Regions from separate parts of the Homo sapiens genome. Here region 1 is linked to region 2. The links are chromatin loops, found by intact Hi-C in ENCODE. Cell type or tissue: MCF 10A. All regions are shown on one strand.

What was found. Hi-C counts contacts between places; a loop is a spot of excess contacts. Peaks named below come from ENCODE experiments on the same cell type or tissue, not always from the same donor. Only the 100,000 strongest peaks of a DNase experiment are listed, where the experiment ranks them.
Region 1: a loop joins it to region 2, with 13 times the contacts of the local background. A loop is called at or near these places in 1 of 110 quality-filtered maps.

What each region holds. Positions count from the first base shown.
Region 1 is chr17:4,205,096-4,209,095 of GRCh38, forward strand. ANKFY1 (ankyrin repeat and FYVE domain containing 1) reads right to left here. Exons shown (of 25, transcript NM_001330063.2): 6 at 2,838-2,987; 7 at 1,226-1,391. Among named protein-coding and RNA genes, the nearest start is that of ANKFY1, 57 kb to the right of the region's middle. RefSeq lists a silencer at 1,955-2,155. In MCF 10A, no CTCF peak of the experiment used is centred here; no DNase peak of the experiment used is centred here.
Region 2 is chr17:4,519,014-4,523,013 of GRCh38, forward strand. The region is part of intron 2 of SPNS2 (SPNS lysolipid transporter 2, sphingosine-1-phosphate); the gene reads left to right. Among named protein-coding and RNA genes, the nearest start is that of SPNS2, 22 kb to the left of the region's middle. In MCF 10A, no CTCF peak of the experiment used is centred here; a DNase peak (open chromatin) is centred at 2,388.

The DNA of each region.
Region 1 (4,000 bases), 310 kb before region 2:
CAATAATAGTATAACAATGCATCATCAAAAGGGGAAAATATAGATGATTAAGATGGAACGAAACAAGTAGATTCTCTCTTTGATGTCTACGTGTAAGTAAAAAAAAGTGGCCATGGCAATGCACTTCAATCAAGTCAACCATCCCTCCACAAAACTAACGCTTTGACACTTTGGAAAGCTTTCATTTCTCACTGGAACTCTACCTCTATACAGATTTCACTCTGTCTAAAATGACCATTGCAAAGCAAAATCAGCCCAGATCCATTTGGGACTCATGAATTAGTAAGACTATGGAAAAAAACAAACAAAAACCTAGTATTTTTTTTTTCCTTTGACAAGTTAATTCATTAAGATTAAAATGTTCTGGGAGGACGCGGTGGCTCACGCCTCTAATCCCAGCACTTTGGGAGGCCAAGGTGGGTGGATCACCAGGTCAGGAGATCGAGACCATCCTGGCTAACACGGTGACACCCCGTCTCTACTAAAAATACAAAAAATTAGCTGGGCGTGGTGGTGGGCACCTGTAGTCCCAGCTACTGGGGAGGCTGAGGCAGGAGAATGGCATGAACCCAGGAGGCGGAGCTTGCCGTGAGCCAAGATCGCACCACTGCACTCCAGCCTGGGCGACAGAACAAGACTCCGTCTCAAAAAAAAAAAAAGATTTAAATGTTTTGTTCTCAAGTCTATCATTTCTGTATTCTTCCAACTATTAACAATGCATTCAAAATATAGCTACAATTTCAAATAACTCTGCTAGAACAAAATGAAACTCTATCAATTTATCATAATAGAGGCCTAGCCTGTTAAAGTGAAAACCCTGAAGCTAAGAACACGTTTCAAGGTTTATGGTTTTGCTACTATCCTTGTATCTGTGGTAGAATACAAAAGCAAAACCTTCCTAGCACAATTCCTGGAGAAAGCCATCCATTGAACAAGCAAACATATCAAGTGCTTACAAGTAAAAGGTACTTCTTCACACAAGTACCATCTTTGTAGCCTTTCTTTCTGGGGCCCTGTTGGCACGGTGAATGGCCAAACTAACACGGCATAGGCAACAGCTCTTGAGTGCTTCCTCTGACCCAATGATCAAATTCTAGATCATGTAGCCTGTGAGTACAGACTACAGAAGCCTTTGAGAATTTTGGGAACAAGGTCAGAAAGTCTTCAAAAATTACTCGGATAAAAATAAAATTGCCTGCAGGGAAACATACACACTTCTTCCTACCTCTTTGGATTCCTTTGTGTAACAAGCTCCAGCCACTCTTGTCCACCATGTCCACATCAGCTTTGTGACTAACCAGCGTGGTGGCAATACTCTCCAGTCGTCGTGAGAGGGCTAGATCTAATGCCAGATCTCCGTTATGATCCGCTTCATTCAGCTTCCCAGGGAGCTACACAAACAAGTTTGTAAATTAGCGCCCAGTGAGTAGAGAATACGACCTATTTTAATTTCTCCCACCTTGACCCTTAAATATCATCTCTTATACAAATGTCAAATTTAAGTGCTCCAACACTGCTTACTCCCCAAATTCAACTTTATTCACAAACTTCTATCAGGCTTCCTCAGGGTACATGTTTTCAGGGAGTACAGAATTAATGGGGACCACATAGCCAACATAAACAATGTGGGAGACGATTAAAGGCCACCAGGAAAATGTGGACAGAGTGCTGTGGGGCACGAGTGCCAGGCAGAGGCTCAGAGAGTTTTACGGTGAACAGCTAATGTTTTCATGAAAGGCAGTGGCGTTCCTATTTCATTCTTCCCAGCAGTTTAATGTCTCCCCATACACTGGACACCCGGGATAAAACATACTTCGCTCCCATCTGTCAAGAGCCATTACATTTCTTTCAAGGTCATATGGTGGGCAGAATTATCACCCCCCCCAAAGACGGACATGTCCTAATCCCCAGAACCTATAAACATACCACGTTACATGGCAAAAGGCACTTTGAGGATGTGATTAAGGACCTTGTGATGGGGACAGTATCCCAGATTATCCAGGAGGCCCGACCTATCTAACCACAGAGGGCCCGACCCATCTAACCACAGAGGGCCCGACCCGTCTAACCACAGAGGGCCCGATCTATCTAACCACAGAGGGCCCGATCTATCTAACCACAGAGGGCCCGATCTATCTAACCACACAAGTCCTTCAAAGTGAAAAAGGGAACCAGAAGAGTAAGTCAGAGAGATGTGACATGAGAAGCACCTGACCCACCACTGCTGGCTTTTAAGACAAAAGCCGGGGGCTATGAGCTAAGGAATGTGTGGAGGGCTCTAGAAGGTGGGAATGGCCCTCGGCTGACAGCCAGCAAGAAAATGGGGACCTCGATCCTGTAAGTGCAAGAATCTGAATTCTGCCAAAGATCCAAATAAGCAGGAAATGGATTCTCCTCTTGAGTCTCTGGAAAGAAGCACAGCCTGCCGACATCCTGATTTTGGGCCAGTGATTCCTGTCCTAGACTTCCAACCTACAAAACTGTAAGGCAATACATTTGTGTTGTTTTAAGCCATTAAGTTTATGGTAATTTATTATAGCAGCAAAAGTAAACTAACACAGATTTTGGCACCTAAAAGTTAAGAAGCGTTTAAAAAAAAAAAAAAACTACCTAAAAGCATTTAAGAGGTTTTTAAATTGGGCAATGGGCTAAGGCTGGAAGAATTTTGAGAAACATGTTAGAAAAAGCTCAGATTGCCTTGAACAAACTATTTAGTAGAAATCCGTACGTTAAAGACTGTGCCAGTCATGGCTCGGAAGGAAGTGAGAAGTACCACGGAGAAAGACAAGTGCATTAGAGTTTCGGGAAATGAAGAATGGAAAAGGCAGCTACAGTACCTGGGAATCCATTTCAATCAGATACAGGAAGACCACGTCTTCTCTCTCCACTTTGATGGCTTTATGTAGCGGGTACTCTGTCTTGGATTTGATCATTTTGTATAACAACTGAGCGCTCATGCTGCTGAAATCCTCCTTCCTCAGGTCGTCCTGAGAATTCACAACACAGTGAAAAGCAGAACAGACACAAGGCAATGAATCCAACCACCATTTAGCAAGCCTCTCAAATGCATCAGTCAGGCCCTTCTTTAAGGGCTTAACCTTTCCCAACTCATTTATTTCTCCCCAAAACCCAATGAAGTAAGTACTTGAACATCCCCATTTTACAGAAGAAAATATTATGGCATAAAGAGATTAGATAACTTGCTCAAGTTCAGACAGTCCTTAAATGGCTGGGGAACCAGAAGGCTGACGTTCCGAGCCTCACTCTCCTCCAGCATTACTGTGCCTCCCAGTGAGGTGGCAAAACACCAGCCATGCATACCTCTAACAGGAATGCGCCCCAAGGGAGCCTCACATGAGAGCAGGGAGTCCTCCTCCCACCCCCTGAAAGATGGCAGTTACAAAATCAATTCCAACTTCCACAAACAAGTCACTCCACTGAGTCGCAGCTGGTCCCTATTATTGCAGATCTCTATATTTCTGCCTATTTTAAAAGAAAGGTTACCAATCCTGTTTCAATGCCTTAAAATCCAGTTCTTTAGCCGCCTTTTCTGAAACTCTAAGGCTTTTCCCACAGTGTTGTTGAATACCAAACAATTCGCAGAAACTAATTTGCAAAAGGTAGCACCAGCCCTAATATTCTAAAACTGCAAACAACAACAACAAAATGTAAACACTGGCCGGGCGCAGTGGCTCACGCCTGTACTCCCAGCACTTTGGGAGGCCGAGGTGGGCGGATCGATCACCTGAGGTTGGGAGTTTGAGACCAGCCTGACCAACGTGGAGAAACCCCCGTCTCTACTAAAAATACAAAATTAGCCAGGCGTGGTGCTGCATGCCGGTAATCCCAGCTACTCAGGAGGCCAAGGCAGGAGAATCGCTTGAACCTGGGAGGCGGAGGTTGCAGGGAGCTGAGACCGTGCCATTGCACTCCAGCCTGGGCAACAAGAGCGAAACTCAGTCTCAAAAAAAAAAAAATGTAAACACTGTTCTTTATGATG
Region 2 (4,000 bases):
GGGGCCATCTGTCCTGAGCATTCTCCGTCAGCTTGGCCAGCCCAGGCCGTCCCTTGGATGGCAGAGCCTGGCCCCCGCCCCACCCATGCCTGCCTGAGCACCCTCCCTGCCCACAGGATGTGGAGGATGGTAGGTCTTCTCCAAATAACAGATCAGCCATGTAAAAATAGCCGTGGCTCAGCCCAGGCCGAAGCAAGGGCTGAATGCAGGCTCCAAGGCCACAGGGCGGGGGCTCAGGGCTCCCTCAAGCTCAGACTTGCCCTTTCCTGCTCCAAAACTGCTTTCTGGGGTCATACAGGCCATGTGTGCCATGGGGATGGCTCCGCTCACCATGGACAGGGGTCCTGGGGCTGCCCACCAGGACACCGAGGGCCCGTGGGGGTTCTGAGCTCTGGGCTGCCGTGAGAGGTGGACAGCACTGGCTTTCTGACGGCCTCCTGCCAGCCTGGCGAGGAGGAGGGAGTGAGGCCCTGGCCCAAGACCCCGAGGCAGGCGGGCTGGTCTGACCCCTCCCTCCCTGCTGTCACGGCCCTGCCCGCTCGGCCCTGGCTCCCTGCCCTGCCTCTCCATTGTCCTAGACCTGTGGGCTCAGCACACCCTCCACAGGATGTCCCTGCGGGAACTGCTGGGAAAGCCGCCCCTACCAAAACCAGGGGTGGGGCTGCCAGTCTGCCCAGAAAGCTCTCCTCAAACAAACAAAGACCACGGGATTGCGGGGTGGTGGGCAGGGGAAGCTTCTAGCTTGGAGGCCCAGCCCAGGCTGGTCTTTATTCTCAGCAGAGTTGCCTGCTGGCCTCTGTGTCCCCATCGGACACAGTCCACATGGGCAAGGCTTCGCCTATCCTGTCCCTTCTGCCAGGAACATTCTCTCAGCCCCCTCCCCGTCCCTACCCTGATTGTGTTCAGGCCCCTCCATGGCCTGTGACCTCCAGGGGGCCAGGCGGGGTCCTCCCTCCTGTCTGTCCTGAGCAGAGAGAGGGCAGCAGTGATGGATCCCACCTCCCTCCTGACCCTGGACTGCCATGTCCCAAGGGAAGACACTGAGGGGCAGGCTGGTCCAGACTGTGCCTTCCTAATTTGGTCTGTCATCTCGGGCAACTTCCTCCACCTCTTGGGGCCTCAGTGACCTCAGCTGTTAGATAGGGATGGACGTGGGGAGGATCAGGTGAGCTAAGGGCACGTAGGTGCTTGGGCAAGTTCATCAGGCTGGGGCCGGTGGGTGGGGACGGGGCGTGCCAGCTTCTGCCAGGAGTCCACCTGCAGTCCTGGGGACTTCTGCCCATCTAAGTGAGGAGCCAGAAACCAGGGAGGGGTTGAAAGAGCTAAGAAGGGCCCGTGCTTCCTGCTCCACTGTGGGCAAGAGGAGAGAATGGAGCATGATGGCCGGGGTCTGGCGAAGGTCTGGGTCACGTCCCTCCAGTCCCTCGTCACCCCCCCGGGAGGGGGCTTTTTCAAGGATCCTACCATGGTGTTGGGGGGCGGGGTGGAGAGAGCGCGCTGTGGTTCTCTGCCGCCTTCTAAACACCAAACCCTGTCCTGGTCTTTAGCCCAGTCCTCCCTCCACAGCCTCATCTCTCGCTGCTTCCTCTTGAGCATCCTCAGGCCATGGCCTGACCTGTCTCCTTGCTGTCCTCAGCAGGCCCTGAACTTTCCCTGACCTTGGGAACATCAGCTGGGACCTTCCCCCTTCCCAGCATGGCAGTCTGGGGAGTGATTTAGAGCAAGGACTCTGGAGTCTGCCAAACTGGGATTTAAATTCTGGCTCAGCCGCACACTCGCTGTGTGACATCACTTCTTTTGGCCTCCATTGTCTCCTCTGTAAAATGAAGAGAACAGAATCAAAAGAGATCATCTGTGCATATGTCAAGGCTGCATGCTGGGCCTTGCCTATATATCCATAAATAATAACTGCAGTTATCATGAACACTAAGCATCATGCCTCGTGAACCATTATACAATATTGCTGATCTGAAGTTTATATTTCAGCGTATATTCTTGATGTTAAGTATTATCTTAGCGGTAAACTCCTATGCATGCTTCAGTGCCCAGCTTTGTCACCACCGCCTCCGGGAAGCCTCTCTTCATTATCCTGGCAGGATCTGGAGCTCCTTGGTGGTTCCCCAACATAGGTTGTCCTTTAAACAGAGCAACCTATGAACAAGATCTGCCCCTGGCCAGACAGGGGGAAACTTCTCTTCTGATTCCTTCTGTCCACTTGCCACCTAGCACAGACAGGCACAGGGAGAACAATTCCTCCTCCTCCCCCAACATGTGTCAGTCCTGATGCAACTGGAAATCTCCCTCCTGCCACATTCTGATCTGATCTCAGGCAGGTCCTTGGAGGCAGGCCCAGCAGGAAAAATTCTTTTTCTAAATGTGAGGAAATAATTTCTGCCTTGACTAATTTAAACAAGGGCCCAGTGTTGACCAAGGCCGGCCTGCTCTGGGCAGGGTGTGGCATTAAGCACCTTGCACGTGCTATCCAGCACCCAGACCCACCCTGGAGAGCTGCTATTTTTATCTTCATTTTACAGATGAGGATGCTGGCATGTTGGCGCTGGCTCAGGCCAGCTCATGAGAGTCAATTGTTAACATTTCAGGAATGGTGTGTGAGCTAGTCGTAAAATACAACCATTGTTAAAAACTAAATGATATCGGCTTACAATTAAATAATTAGAAACAAGGTAATAACTACTCAAAAGTCCTCACTTCCTAATTATTTTGCTGTGTTTCAGCGTTATCTGTGGTCCTATGGTGAGTGGCGTCTGTTCTATTTGTGTGGTAGAAACACTGGACAATGGCGTGTCCCCGCACATCCCTTTCCAACGCCCATCAGTGACACGACGTGGGTAGCTTGAACTCAGCCAGGGCGGAGTGTTTACACCACAGAAATGGGCAAACACGGCCGGGCACGGTGGCTCACCCCTGTAATCCCAGCACTTTGGGAGGCCGAGGCAGGAGGATCACCTGAGATCAGGTGTTTGAGACCAGCCTGGCCAACATGGCAAAACCTTGTCTCTACTAAACATTCAAAAATTAGCCGGGCGTGGTGGCAGATGCCTATAATCCCAGCTACTTGGGAGGCCGAGGCAAGAGAATCGCTTGAACCCGGGAGGCAGAGATTGCAGTGAGCTGAGACGGTGCCACTGCACTCCAGCCTGGGCGACAGAGCGAAACTCCATCTCAGAAAAAAAAGAAATGAGCAAACACGCCACATCAGGGCTCCCCTCACCCTTTATCAGAGCCAGTTAAACATATATCAGCACACCACTGAAGGTGAGACACAGAATGGCTGTGGCCTGACTGAGGTCACCGGCTGGGAAGGAGCGGAGGTGAATTTGAGCCCAGGGAGTGTGCCTCATGCCCGGATTTGTGCACCCGCATGCTGATTCTCCCCAAGGCCTCTGGAATTAACAGGTCTGCTCGTACACCCACCACCCACGCGCACTCACTGGCCTGTTCTTGCTGGCATAAAAGAGGGGCAGTCACTCCTCCAGCCAGGTTCAGGGGAGCTCTGCCTGGCCCTCTCGCCTCTCTTTCACCTCTCTCTTTTCCTCCTTCCTCCCTCCCTCTTTCTCTTCTCTCAGGTCCCATCTCGCCAGGGTCTCAGGCCCACGGAGGAGCAGCCGGGACCACGCACACATTCAGCCTGGCGGTCAGAGGCCAACTGGCTGCCATGTCTGTCACTCCCAGCCTTTGTCTGGCCATCTGCCCATCAGCTGTGGGACTGCTTTCCAGGGGGAGGGATGGGGGGCCACCTCGCTGTGTGACCTAGGGTCCACCCTACCTTGCTCTGGGCCTCTTCATCCCACCTGGGACCTCCAAGGCCCCTCCCATCACTGGCAGTGGCCTCCCTGTGGAATCTTCTAAACCTCTTGTTCTGGAAGAACAAAGCCAGGTCACGGCCTTTGTTCGACATCCCCTCATGTTTTCCTTTCTCACCCATGGACGTCACAGTCATCACAGTGGGCTCCGGGGCCCCACCCCAGCCTCTTTCCTG